Regions from separate parts of the Homo sapiens genome. Here regions 2 and 3 are each linked to region 1. The links are chromatin contacts, found by Hi-C in ENCODE. All regions are on one chromosome and are shown on one strand. Each heading gives the region's core, a stretch centred on a gene start or an enhancer-like site at or near the end of the contact. The rest is flanking DNA. Distances are from core to core; before and after follow the strand shown.

Region 1 (4,609 bases), core at 1,126-3,625:
GAACCTGGAGGCGGAGGTTGCGATGAGCAGAGATCACACCATTGCACTCCAGCCTGGCTGACAGAGTAAGACTCCGTCTCAAAAAAAAAAAAAAAAAAAAAAGTGAGTTGTGCAACTCACACACTGGCAGCTGAGGTAGAACATGCCATCTTGTTTCAGTCCTCGTAATATGAAAAAGTGTCCTTTTCACAGTCTCATCTATTTAAAGCATTTTTGTGATTTTTGTTGGTGATCGTGCTGTTTAAAATGACCAAGTTCAAGTGCTGGCTAGTCTTCCTAAGTGCAAGAAGGCTATGACATGCCTTACAGAGAAAATATGTGTGTTAGGTAAGTTTTCCCTCTATAATATCCTATCTACCGATACAAATAAACTTAGGAAAAATATACTGCTATGTAATTTCAACTATCTATTAGTTATAAAGTAGTATCAACTGGCTGCCCTAAATTAAGTCTCAAGATACAAAGGCAGTGTTCCTAAAGTCAAATTCTGATTCCCTCTTCAGAAGTATTCTGACCCACTTTAAAATCCTCCAGCTTTAGTATAAAGAATAAAACAAAGGAATAACACAAACCAAATGGCCTGTATTAGTATTAAATTCAATTTCACCAGTCTTTGGCATGCATATAACCTAAAAAGCATGGGAAATTATTATTTATGAGTCTTGAAATAACCACCAGGCAAAATAAATATTTCTTAAGTGTCAACTTTGTATAGGTACTGAACAGTCTGCAAATCTGTATCATCACACTCTAATTTTTGACATTAAGAAAAGGTGTATCTCTTTAAGAAAAAAAATCTTAAGAAATAAAAACTGGGTTCATAAGTTTAGATAAGTAGATTTTTCTTATAACAGAGTCGTGTAGTTAAGTTTTGAGATGCCACTAGGTCTATTTGTCCTTCACTTTGATGTGTCCTAATACTCCATAATTAAAGGACCAAGTATCCCCAATATATAGAGGCAGGTATTACCATAACTAAATTTCCTTCCAAATTAGTTGACAACGTGAGAGATACATGGATTCCAAATAGGCTTTTTATTCTTTAAGAAACACAATTTTAATGTCATTCATTAATAACACTCACTCGTCTGAGTCACACAATCATTCCAGGTTTGTCCTTTTTCCCTATTAAGAGCAGGGCAAAATTATCTCACCAGGATTATGAATTACCACCATCACCACAGGGGTCTCCCAGTCATTCAAGAGACAAACTTTATGAGGCTAGTCATCTCCAACTTATCTTTCTGGCTTCTTAGAACTGTATATGTACAGAATACAATACATTATCAAAACTTGATGGGAAAAAAAGACAATTCAGCAAAGGGACTGCAACATTTTAAAAAGCCAGGAGAAAAAAGAAGGAAAAATACTTCTAGGGGAAAGGAATCAGGCCTGAAAATTGATGTCTGTGTGGTTTCTAAGGAAACAAACAAGATTCACCTTCCAGATTATTCCTAAAGAATTCCAGGTGCTGTTCTCATTTACTCTAACAATTTGGCAAGGTAAGTTATCTATTTTGACCCATAAGGAAACACACTACTCGCATCCTTCTCTGGTTATCTCAGATACGGCTCACACGTTAAGTTTCAGCCAACTTCCAATTAAATTAAGCTTATTTTTACTCGGGTTCTTCCAAAGGGACCCAAAAGATATACATTCCCTGAGCACCTTAATCTTTGAAAAACAGTTTGCTATAGACCAAATTCAATCCCAAATTCACCTCTACCTCAAGTTAATAAAGAAGGTATTTATACTGGCGATTGAACTTAGTTCTGTAACTGCAAAATGTCAAAGATAAAGACCATCTCACGAGTTATGAGGATTAAGTTCAAAGTGCCAAATAAGCGCCACACATAAGGCTGAGTGACCAAAGGCGTGCATTGCACTTAGCCCAGTACTTGGTACAAAATGCACACTTAATAAATGCCAACTTATACTGTGACTACTATTCGAAAGAATCTGAATAGAGCTGGGCAAAGGAGAGCACCCAGCTTCCCACGCTCCATCCTCACATACCCACCCAAAATATAATAAGTGGGCTTCCCCGCATCCCTAGCGCCTGCGCACCCTCCCTGCCGTAGGGCTTCGCCCTCGGTATCCTGACCCCTTCCTGATATCACCCGGTCCCATCCTCACCAGCCTCCCCGCCACCAAGCAGCCAAACATGGCGACGGCAGCTCCGTTCAGCCGGCAGTGACCTGAAGCCGGCGACTAGGAGTCCTGGGGCTACTGCCCTAGTCGAGACTAAGAACCTTCCAGAATTTGCGGGAGGGTGTCTGCCCCTCCACTACATAGTGACTGGGCCAGCGGCAAGAATGCCTCTGCCCCCGCGAACTCTGACCTTCTCTTCCTAAGCAGCCCACTGCTCAGGCAACAAGTACTTCCGGGGCTTACACCCGGTTTTCCCCACTAAGGAAGAAAGGCGGGCCAGCGCCAGTACAAGACTACAAGTCCCAGAACAAGTCCCAGAGGGCACCGCGCCAGTTTCCGGGAAGGTAAGCCTGGAGGCTTTGCACACTGGGATCGGTAGTCCGGGTGTTTTATAGCCACAAAATCTGTGGATCCTTCATTTCCATGTACAATCCTGGGAAGAGATGCTTCTAACGTTTCTGTGACATCTGAGAGATTAACGGTGCACTTTTACAATAATCACGTCACTAGATCTTTACAAAAACCCTATGAGGTAAGTATTATAATCCAAATTTTATAGGAGTGATCAGCCTCAAATCTTTACACAGCAGTAAATGTTGGAGGCTGAATTCAAGTCCTAATCCAAATCCGGGTTTCTTTCTGCTACACAGTGTCTCAGAAGTATTAATCTTTAACCAATTGTTTTGTACTTGTCTACAATTTATAGTAGTTCTTTCCAGCTTCACTTAGTTCTCCCATTCATTTGCTGTACAATTGTGGACGAGTTGTAGATGTCTTTGTGCTTCAGTGCCCCTCCTTTGCAAAAGACAAATAATGAGCCTATTGCCTAGGGTTGCTGTGAGGATTAAATGAGCTAATATGTATAAAACACTTAAAACAGTGCTTGGCTGTGCTTAATTAGTGGGAGTTTTATTGTAAAAATGTCTATTTTTTTTCTATGTGGATCTGCAGAAAAGTTTCATAGGAAATACAAAACAATAGCCAAAAAAAAAAAAAAAAATACTGGCATTAAGTACCGATTGCCACCAATACTTATTCTCCCTTTCACAGCTCCAATTCCTTTTCTTCTTGAATAGGATAGTAAAGGGTCTCTGTCCAATTTGAAATATCTGAGCTTGGCCACCAGCCGTAAAGCAGGTCTGTCTTCCCAGTTCTCAGTTTATATATGGGGGATCAGTGTTTGGAACAGTCCTCTGGCCTCCACTGTGGATCCCTAAACTGATCACCTATCTTATCACCGATACTCCTTTGAGATAGCTGTGCCAAAGGTGAAGAGGTAGGAAAGGATCTACCAATGTTTCCAACTTACTATCTAAAAAGTCCTAGAACCTTCAGAATAAAAAGGCCATTCATATGAAGACCACTTCATAAATTAAGGCACCCACACTACCTGGGTTCAGAGCCCATCTCTGCCATTTATTAGTTACATAATCTCAGGCAAGTTAACCTAACACTCCCATACCTCCTTTTCCCCATCTTTAAAATGAAGTAATAGTAGTATCTACCTCATAAAGTTGTTTTGAGGGTTCTTACACGTAAAGTACTCAATAGTGGCCAGAATGTAGCTTACTCAATAAATGTTAATATTTAGCATTATTGCCTTTCCTAACTAATTTTCCATGTCTTCTTCATACCCACCTTGTGCACTAGCCATACTTTTGAATTCTCTGAGCAACTCCTACTTTTAAATTTGTATGTGCTTATGCAACTTGTTTTATCTCCCTGTAATATTCACTTGGTTATTTCTTACACATCCTCTCACTTTTCTTCACTAACCTTTCTATGACCCACCTGATAGTCATTTCTTCTCCTACCCAGCAATCTTATATTTAGTGGATTGAGAACTAGCTAGCTTAGAATTTTTTTTATAAATTACAGATGATGTTTATTAATTGTCTCAATCTCTGTTATGTGAGATATGAGCTTTTTCTCCATTTTGCTGGTCAACTGTCTTAGTTATAGATTGTACAAAGAGTTAGAGGCAGTGAGTACAGTATCATATCTCTAGAGTAGCCAGTATTCCAGCTACCAAACTATATTATTTGTACATACAGTAGTTCTTTGTAACTTCTGCGGGCAGAACTAGATACAGTGTGAGGAAGTGAAAAAATGTTTCAGGGAAAAAAATCTTTCCAATAATCAGAGCTCTCTGAAATAAGAATAGATAGTCATGGAATAGAGTGAATGCTCCTATTCACATTGATATTGTAACCAATGCTGAAATCCACTTACATTGTTGAGGAGACTTACGGAAAATTGGGGAAATTGGCTGAAAACCTCAGAGGTACTCCCCCCCATCTCAAACTATATGATTCTATGGAGTAAGAACCAGTTATAGTTTAATTGTGGCCAGGGTATCAGGGATTCTGAATCCTGGTGTTAGCTCTTCATTAATTAACCTAATGATGAGATCATTTATTTTATCATTTTGGCCATTATGTTTCTTCCAATTCTAGGT
Region 2 (4,609 bases), core at 1-2,500, 3.2 Mb after region 1:
TATTGCCAGACGTCAGAAGGCCTATCATCAATAATATCCCACCCCTCCCGCCTTTTCTGAGACACGGGCTTGCTGTCGCCCAGGCTGGAGCACAGTGGTAGGATCGAGGCTCACTGCAGCCTCAACATCCCGGGCTCAAGCGATCCTCCCACCTCAGCCTCTAGTGTAGCTGCAACTACAGGGGTACACCACCATGCCCAGCTAATTTTTTTGTTTAATGTTTTTGTAGAGACGGTACGGGGTCTCCGCATGTTGCCCAGGCTGGGGTTGAACTCCTAGAATCACGCTATCTCCCCGCGTCTGCCCCCAAAGTGCTGGGATTAAAGGCGTGAGCGACCGCACCTGGCCAATATCCCCTTTGAACATCTGCTTTCGCTGGTTGGTAAAAAAGTGTCATTTTAAATTTAGTGTTACTCCTTCAGGCTATTCCCTCTCTCTTCTTACTTGCAGGGCCAAAGCAACGTCTCTTTCCACCTTGGTCACCTTCCAACAACGATTTCTTCGGACGCCTTTGTTAATCATTCCTGTATGAAAAATCAGTGAATCTGAAGCTTTGGGGAGAGTGAAAGGGGGTTGGAAAACAAACGGCAAAACAAAAATGCATTTCGGAGGACTACCCCAACTCTGTGGGTGGAAGTGGGCTTCTCCGAATAAAGGCGAGGGTCGCCGCCTCGGGTCCTCGCACCTCAACAAAAGACACCAACTCTCTCAACTGTACTGTTAACAGATCTAAATGATACTCCAAGCCCAAAAGTAAACCGACTCTCTCAATCTCTTAGCTAAAAAATGGAGAAGGAAGCGTAGGGCCCCATGCAACCCCTTCAGGAGCTGAGACCGAGGCTCACTGGGCCTCTGGATGCCGCTTCCAGTCGGTCCCGCCCTACATCAGTCCCCAGCATGGCCTCCACCCTCTGGTTCCCAGGTTCGTGCCCGCGGCTATCCGACCAGATCGTCCTCCACCTCACCGTCCCCACTGAACCACCACTTGACTCCTGCGCACCCCTAAAACCTCTGCCCGGCTCCGCGGAATCGTCCCAGTACTCCTAACATGGCGGCCGAGTCCCCTTTGCTCCTTCACTCTGGGCGCGTCCCACTTGGAGCATTTTGGGCATTGTAGTTTCGGGGATTGCCTGGGTATCCCTTCAGGACGTAAGAAGACTACAGTTCCCAGAAAGCACCGCTCCCGAGCATGGCTATTGGGGACGTTTGGACAGAGGGATGATGTCATTGCAAAAGCCCCACTGCATTCATTGTGCTACGGTCTCTCCACCCCCTGCTGCTGCTGGGCTTGCGATTGCCGCTCGCTCCAGCTGAGCTAAGTGTAGCAGCAGCACCAGGGCAGGGACTGACTCCAGCCCTTGGACTCAGGACATCGCAGACCTTCCCTTGCGTGCGTGACTCATTCGCACATCCATTTCTGTTTATGCCTGGGGTGGGGAGAAAAATCCCAAACCAGGTGAGTTGAAGTGATTTATTCAAATGCTTCTACCAAGTTATTCCTCCCGCTTAGTTCTCAAGGCTTTCTTTTGGGAAGCTGTGAGCGGTGGGGAGGTGGGGGGGATTGGGGAGAGGCTTGCAGGCACAGCTAAGGGGAAAAGCTCTGTGCCATTTGGGTCACTGCAAAGAACAACTCCAGCAACCTTCCCCCGCCAGAGGACGGGTGCCTGCCAATTCCCTAGTCGCAACTCCTCTCAACCTTTTTGAGGCGGAGAGAGGGGGCTGGGCTGGGAAGGATGTTGGGGAGTGCTCTTGGAAAATCTGAGGAAGGCAGAGGTGGGGGACTGCAGTCCTGTCACACACGGCCCGAGAGCTGAGGTTTGAGTGGGAAGGGGTGATGCGTGGGGAGAAATGGAGACAGTGAATTAATGTGGTCGCACTACTTTAGAACATTTGAATGTCGCTTGGACGAGCACTAGTTATTAATTTTTAAGATGAACGTGCTTAAGTTTTGTAGGGCTTTATTTTATGTGTGTATGTCTATGTGGTTTGTCTCGCCTTTTCTGCTGATTTGAGGTGACAGTGTCCTTTAATGGTGCACTCCGTGCCAGTCAGAAACATTTCACGTGTCTGGCGAAGGTTCTTTCAGGCTGCTGGAAGCAGCGTTTTTGTTAAATGTTTTCCGTTCTCCGACTGCTGGATTCAAGATTGTTTGGAAGTGGAGCCGACAGATTTGTGCTTGTGTGTTTTAAATTACATTGCATAGGCTCTTTGCCACTGACAATGGTACCATAATGAGCTGCTGTTTCCTGAGGCATAGTCACTACTCACAAATAACGGTTTGAAGAGATCGATTAGGGAAGAGGGGTTCATTTTAACACATTAGAGAAAGGGAAAGTTAGAAGCGCTGTTAACCTTCATTTGCCATTACTGAAAGGTGCCCATGGAAGAGTGATTTTGGTTGTTTTGTTATTGTTGTTTTTTTAAACGAACTGACATTTAACAGGAGAGAAAGCATTCTGACTTACATGATGCTCTTGTAAGAGTTATAGGGATAATTAGGGCAATAGATATGTTACTTTGAGATAAACAGCTGGCTGGCTCCACAACAGATGGGGCCAGTCTTGGCTGAGAGATCTACACCCTTGGAAATGAATGGGCCTGGGGTCAACCACACCCCCTCTTGGAATGTCAAAAGAAGGAGAAATGCCAGAGTATTTGCTTAACTCTAGAATGCTAAACCTTTTCCTAGCTGAGTCAGACATGGGCGAAATTCTTTACTGGCTGTCTTCTGCTGCTAAGCCAATTTTGTTCATTTTAAATTCAGATCCTTAGGTCTCCAAAGTTGTAGCTGTGTGATATTTCATTAAATGCTGCTTGATGCTGAATGCAAAGGACAGTCCATTGTATGGGCTTTGTAGTAGAGTGATTTATTGGGATGCCAATGAGCAGCTTTTGGATTTGGGAAAAGATCAACAGTTAGCCTTTGCCTCTGCGTCTCTCTGTTGATGACGCTCTGCTCTTCTGGACACCCTACCCTTCTCTCCTGTACTTTCATTTCTTCCCCCCACCCCACCCCATCCCACCCACATCTCTTGAAATTCTGTTTATTTCTCTATCTCTCCATTTGCAGTTTACATTTTTCCTTTCTGTTTCAAAACCCCTCCTTTATCACCAGCATATCACATCTCTTTCTCTTCAATCTTAGAACACACTCCCTGGTCCTCCACTTCAACTAGGAACTCCTGGGTGGATGTAGACTATGTGAATATTTTTGCAGAATCCTCTTTGAAGAGAATTTCTTTGCCTTTTCTTTTTCTTGCAGTCTGTGCTTGGCAGGATGAGCAGCAATGAGCCTGACCCCTGGTCTGGTTTGTAGTTCCTGTGACAGACATAATTTAGCCCCAGCAGCATGTGAACAATGAAATGCTGCAGTTGGGCTCATGCCACTTTTCCTTTCACTGGCACCTGCCTATGGATTAGCAAGGTTTTTAAATGCTCTACATGAAATGTTCTCATAATTCCCAAGGAATAAGTAGTCTTCAAGTGGCTTGCCTTATACAATACATTTTTTTTTTCCTTATCCTTGCTGCAGCTGGTGGTGGGAAGGCTGATCTTTCCCCCCTCTTTCTTCCTGTTCCCTGTGGATTGCTGAGTAGCAATCCAGGTGGCCAAACTGCCCATTTGGTTTTTTGAAGATACTTGGAGGACAACAGTTCCCCACCCACCCTGGTTGTTTCTTCTCCTCTGTGCAGGAAAGAAGTTTGTTATTTTATTCTCTTCTCTTAACGGGAAGAGTGTGATAGTGGCTATATTTGTTTATGTAACAGCAGTGCTCCTCTAGGTGTGGAAAGTCTAACTGCTATCCATCTGGAGGCAACTAGTGTAACAGGCAGATTCAGAAGCTGTCCTCTTAGACCTTTTATGCACCATCTTCTCATTCCTAATTTTCTTCTTCTGAAATACTTCCTTACCCACCAAAGTTTCTTTTATTGTCCTAGGGAGGAGAAATGGGCTGAATGTAGTGTTAGATTTGGCCTCATCACTGCTGTCTCTGGGACCTTAAATAACTATTCATTTCTTTCTGCTTCGGTTTACTTATTTGCAAAGGGATAATGATCCTTGCTCTTTGGTTTACTGATGTTATAGCCCTCTATAATCTGGCCCCAACCTATAATTCTGACAATTTATATTGATTGAGCAGCTACCATGTACTAAGCACTGTGGATACATCAGTGAAAACAAATGCTTTCCCTGACTTCATGGAGCTTATATTCTAATAGGGGATATACTTAATAAATAATTGCAAGTGTGATGAATGCCATTTCCAAAAGGGTTGGGTAGGAGTGCCTGACATGGTACTTTCCCCTTGTCTAGGGTTATCAGGAAAGGTTTCCTATAGGAAGTGACACTTCAAGAGACTTGGAGGGTAAACGGAAGTAGTAATTCAGGATGGCAGTGGGAGATGCTTATAGTGGGACAAAGGTTTCTGGCAGAGGGAACTTCATGTTCAAAGTTCAAAGGGAAGAGTGGTGAACCTGAGGATTTGAAAGGAAGTTAGAGACAGAGCAAGAGGAGAAAGACTAGAATGAAGAATGAGGCTGGAGAGGTGGGCAGAGGCTAGAGAGTAGGCAGTTCTTTGAGCTACAGGTGTATTTTGGTCTTTATCCTA
Region 3 (4,609 bases), core at 1,324-3,823, 3.1 Mb after region 1:
ACCCTCGATCCCAACCCAGATTAAGATAGATCCCCCAAAGTGACTTTTACATCTTTTCCTCAACCTGGCTTTACAAAAATAACCAGGAAACGTGTGCCCCCAAAATTTCAGCTGTCTTTTACCAGCAAAGAGCTCATCTATTTTCATCACTGTGTAGCGATATACAAACACAAGTTTTATGTGGTCACTATATTCAGCATTTAGTTTTCGGTTCTCGAAGGTCTTCCGGATCCATTAAAAACCAGCAAGGTTCTTTGAGTGACAACCTGAGCTGCTAAATATTAGGCGCTGTGGAATATTAAATCCCAAGATACGAGGTAATTAGATTTTAAAAATCAATGTTTTTGCCTTAAAAACACAAGTGCTTTAAGGCATTTAATGTCAAGTTAAGCCTTCAACAAGGCAAAAACTAAGTTTTCATGTCCAAGATGTTTGTGGTATCAATAAAAAGCATGTTGAGTATGACGAATGCTTCCTTTTTAAATCTCACACTTAAAAAAAAAAGCTGTTTTACATACACTTTCACAGGAAAAAGTGAACGAAAACTTGTATCTTAGCTGTCAGACTGAGCATGATAAACTTGTTGAGGTCCTTAAAAGGAAAAAGAAAAAAAACCCTTCCTTTTCGTCCTCTTTAAATTATGAAAGGACCACCTGAAACCGTGTATCTTGTGAAGAGGTTTACCCAAAAGAGTGGATGGAACCTAAAGAAGAATGAACCCAAGTCACTTAAAGACTTTTGTTTAAAACACACAACCACGTAGATAAAAATAAGTCTTGGAAACAGATTCTACACCTTACAAAGGTAAATAAAAAAGACAAATACATATTTTATATGTTTTATTCACAAATTTTATAATACCAGTCACACATTTCAAAACCATTTATTAGAGTCAGACCACTCAAGTTTTACACTAGACAGAAACCGTCTCTAAACAATATATTGGTGGTTGTTGTTAAAGTGGCCTTTAAAAAGGGGTTCACTCTGCTAAAAGGAGGCTCATCCTGATAATTGCAATCACTAACAACTAGAAAAAACTAAACCGTGAGTACAAGCTTGAAAAATAAAATGTAGCACTGGGACGCTATTAAAACTCATTGTAACTAAGTTGAACAGTAACTTTACTTAAATGACATATCGCTCCCATATGAATCCACAGAAGAGGAGGACTACAGGGAAATATAAGGTGGCAGAGGACCACTTCTGTCAAGGGGTAAAGAAAAACACTCCTTCGCTATCAGGGAAGGGAGAAAAAGAGAAAAGGAAGAGGAGGAGGGACTGAACTTTTCAGAGAAACTGCAAGTACTTGTTACCCTCTGGGCCAGTTCTCCACCTACAGGTTGGATAAGATCTCCTCCCCCCACCCAAACCCCACCCTCAACCCCACTTGCCCCTATTTTGGGACAAATTAGACCCTCCAATAGGAGAATAAAAGTTTTATCTAGCCGCCCCCACCCCAAAATGGGGCTGACGGGAGTGAGCAGCTGCCTGGCTGGCAGGGAATGGATTCTCCTCTCTTCCCTTTCGCATCATGTGCTTTTCAGGCGCCATGTTGGGCTCCTAACAGGCGGCTGCTCCACTCGGGGCCAAATCCCTATTCCCACCCACCAACAGCTCGCTCCCAGGTCCCCCTTCACCTCCTTCCAACCCACAGAACACAATTACCAAAAAGGGTGCTTGGGGAAAATGGGAGACCCACTCTCCCACTTCCCAGGGAATTAAAATGGCTTATGTTAACTCTTACTTCCCCAAACCACAAACTGCCTTTAAGTCTCCCCCACCCCAAAGGGCTCTATTCAAAGCGTGTGTGTGTCGGGATATACAATGCGGTGGCCTAAAAAGGGAGTTGGAAAGCGGAAGTGGGACTCCACCCTTTATCCTCCCCACTCCCTCCCCCCCAGAGGCCCATGCTCGAAGCCTGGGCCAAAGACCGAGCCTGAGTTGGAGGGGGGTGGGGGGGTTGGAGAGAAGGAACACTGTCCCCCTTGGGATGGAAGCGAGACCTGGGATGAGGCTGACACTAAAATCAGGGAGTATTAGAAGTAATAGGAGGCTGCGGGGTGTATAAAAACCTTGGCGGTTTGGGCCTCGATGAGAGAGACGATCTCCTTGGCGAAGGGCAGGTTCTCCTCGGCTAGAATGGTCAGCATATTGATGTGCGGCTTGCTATTGAAGGTCAGGTCTTCGAGCGATGACTGATAATCCCGACAGGCGTCCTCCCGGGCCCCCGCAGCACCGGCCTCGGCCGGCGTCTGCTCTGACATTGCGCCGCGGCCCCCCTCCGAGGTCCGCTGCAGCTGAAGCTGAAGCCGCTCTGGATACCCCGCCTCCCTTCCGACTCCTCTTCCTCTCCCCGGCTCTCTCGCGGCTCCGGCTTCACCACATGCTGACCGCGGAGGGGGGATGGGGGACGACACAGGGGGAACCTCGGGTATGAAACGCCGCCGTCTCGCGGGTGATCTCCGTCCACTTCCAGCCGCCACAGAAGCTTCTTTCTCCACAGACACAAAATGGCGGCGGCAGTGGCGGCTCCAGCTCCGAAAATGTCTGTGTTCCCAACCGCTGCGTCGTGCGAAATGAACTAGGGGAGGGGAAATGTGCGGTAAAAGGGCGGGGCCACTGATAAAACCAGGCGTGATTGGCTGTCCCGGCAACGTCACGAGCCCCGCCCCCGGCCCTTCCGCAGGACGCCCTGGCACCGCCTTCTTCTCCGGCCTCTACCCGGACTTTCGCAACATCTACTGCTCGGAGGCGCACTGGAAAAGACGGCCCTTCTCATTGGCCGATTCATAAGGGACTGTTCGGTCATTTGTTACCATAACAACCCATTCAGGGAAGCCAATAGGCCTGGGAAGGCAGTTCCCGCGGCCCAACCCAACCACTTTGAGAAGAAGACTCAGCCGTCCCCTCTTCGTCCCTCCCTCTAGCTTCCCAGCCACTGAGCGGGCCTGTCAATCATCTTTCCTCCCGCCTGCCCCGTAGCTGCTACCGACGGTGGGGGTTGGAGGGAGCGGGGGTTGGAGGGAGCGGAGGCTTTCTGCCGCCGCACCCCCTCTCCCTTAGCGTCTCAGGTGCTCTGGAGAGCCAGGGCGGGTCCAGCTGCCCCTCTGGGAACTGGGAAGTGGGAGGGAGGTGCCCAATTTACCCGGAACTTCGGAAAGCACTGCTGGAGAGTTTCTTCCAGCACGCCGCTTCCCACACCCACAAAAATACCTAGGCGAGCTTGCCTGACTTGAATCCCCAGGAAAATGCCTTTTATTTAGAGATTAAGTGTGAAAGGCTTTTTCCTTGGGGGTTTGGAGGAGCTCTTTAAGGAGCCCACTATGAGCTCTAGGAAGAGTTTTTCACAACAGCCACACCCAGCTGGACCGTAATATCTCCACTGTGAATCTGCATTTCAGAACCTCCTTAGCATACACTATTTGGGGCACGTAGGAAAACACACACGCGCATGCACTTTTGTTTTAAACTTGTGGGGCTGTCTTCCCAGGTTGGAAATGATGCTCGTAAAACACACAAAGCTTTCAAATAGTTCACCGTGGAGCTGCGACATAACACAAACCAAACGTAATTTTTTCATTGAGTAGCGATATTGACCTAAATATAAGCTTTTAAAATGTGTCAATTACGGGCTGGGCGCGGTGGCTCACGCCTGTAATCCCAGCACTTTGGGAGGCCGAGGCGGGCGGATCACGAGATCAAGAGATCGAGACCACCCTGGCCAACATGGTGAAACCCCGTCTCTACTAAAAATACAAAAATTAGCTGGGCGTGGTGGCGTGCGCCTATAGTAGTCCCAGCTACTCGGGAGGCAGAGGCAGGAGAACCGCTTGAACCCGGGAGGTGGAGGTTGCAGTGAGCCGAGATCACGCCACTGTACTCCAGGCTGGTGACAGCGAGAGTCTGTCTCAAAAAAAAAAAAGTGTCAATTACCTAAAATTGCTTTTCCATTGCCTTCCGTAGGCTACTAGGCATTTGAGAGATAATTTGTTGCTCCCCAGAAGAAATTGCTCTTAAAAAATAAACTTAGCCGGGCATGGTGGCGGCCGCCTGTAATTCCAGCTACTTGGGAGGCTAAGGCAGGATCACTTGAACTCGGGAGGCAGAGGTTGCAGTGAGCCGAGATCGCAACACCGCACTCCAGCCTGGGCGACAGAGTGAAACTCTCTCTCAAAAAACAAACAAACAAACAAACTACTCTTTACTTGTCCCATATAAAGTAACATTTTCATTTCTTCTTTTTGTTTCTTTGAGTTTTTTAGCATCTTTATTGTTGTCTAATTGAAACATAATGAACTGCATAAAGTGTGCTGCAAAGGTTAAGTTTTGACATGTATTTTCCATTTTTTTCTTAGCATGATATCACACATGAATGAAAAGTAAAACCTGGGGAGGAAAACTGGTCTTCCCTCATTTGAAGCTAAGAAGTATTGTTAAATAAGTATTTATAATCTCAATAATTTCACACTATTGTTAGTGGTGCTATTTAGATATACTAGAAAGTTTCAACTAATAACGTCCAAAGGTTTTATTTTCTGGAGGGAAATGACCAGGGTGAAATAGTCCTCTGTTCATTTTCTTTTCATTTTAAAGGTGAATTTCATTATAG

Evidence for each region. Hi-C counts contacts between places; a loop is a spot of excess contacts on that map. Pooled maps may share reads with other maps.
Region 2: a pooled map shows a loop between it and region 1 (9-fold over the local background). The contact joins the promoter of RAB30 here to the promoter of HIKESHI in region 1. A Hi-C loop is called at or near these places in 6 of 50 pooled maps.
Region 3: a loop to region 1 is called in a pooled map, with 9 times the contacts of the local background. The contact joins the promoter of PCF11 here to the promoter of HIKESHI in region 1. A Hi-C loop is called at or near these places in 9 of 50 pooled maps.

The regions. Positions count from the first base shown.
Region 1 is chr11:86,300,006-86,304,614 of GRCh38, reverse strand. It overlaps HIKESHI (heat shock protein nuclear import factor hikeshi), which reads right to left and starts at 2,375. Exons shown (of 5, transcript NM_016401.4): 1 at 2,137-2,375. The coding sequence starts at 2,166.
Region 2 is chr11:83,068,538-83,073,146 of GRCh38, reverse strand. It overlaps RAB30 (RAB30, member RAS oncogene family), which reads left to right and starts at 1,250. Exons shown (of 5, transcript NM_001286060.2): 1 at 1,250-1,456. RAB30-DT (RAB30 divergent transcript) reads right to left here and starts at 1,081. Exons shown (of 3, transcript NR_038903.1): 1 at 1,001-1,081; 2 at 343-524. It overlaps LINC02951 (long intergenic non-protein coding RNA 2951), which reads left to right. Exons shown (of 3, transcript NR_186233.1): 3 at 451-745. RefSeq lists enhancers at 808-1,297, 3,061-3,290, 3,311-3,360.
Region 3 is chr11:83,155,095-83,159,703 of GRCh38, reverse strand. PCF11 (PCF11 cleavage and polyadenylation factor subunit) reads right to left here and starts at 2,573. Exons shown (of 16, transcript NM_001346413.3): 1 at 2,073-2,573. The coding sequence starts at 2,264. RefSeq lists silencers at 1,408-1,467, 2,918-2,997 and enhancers at 2,268-2,517, 1,814-2,603, 2,668-2,717.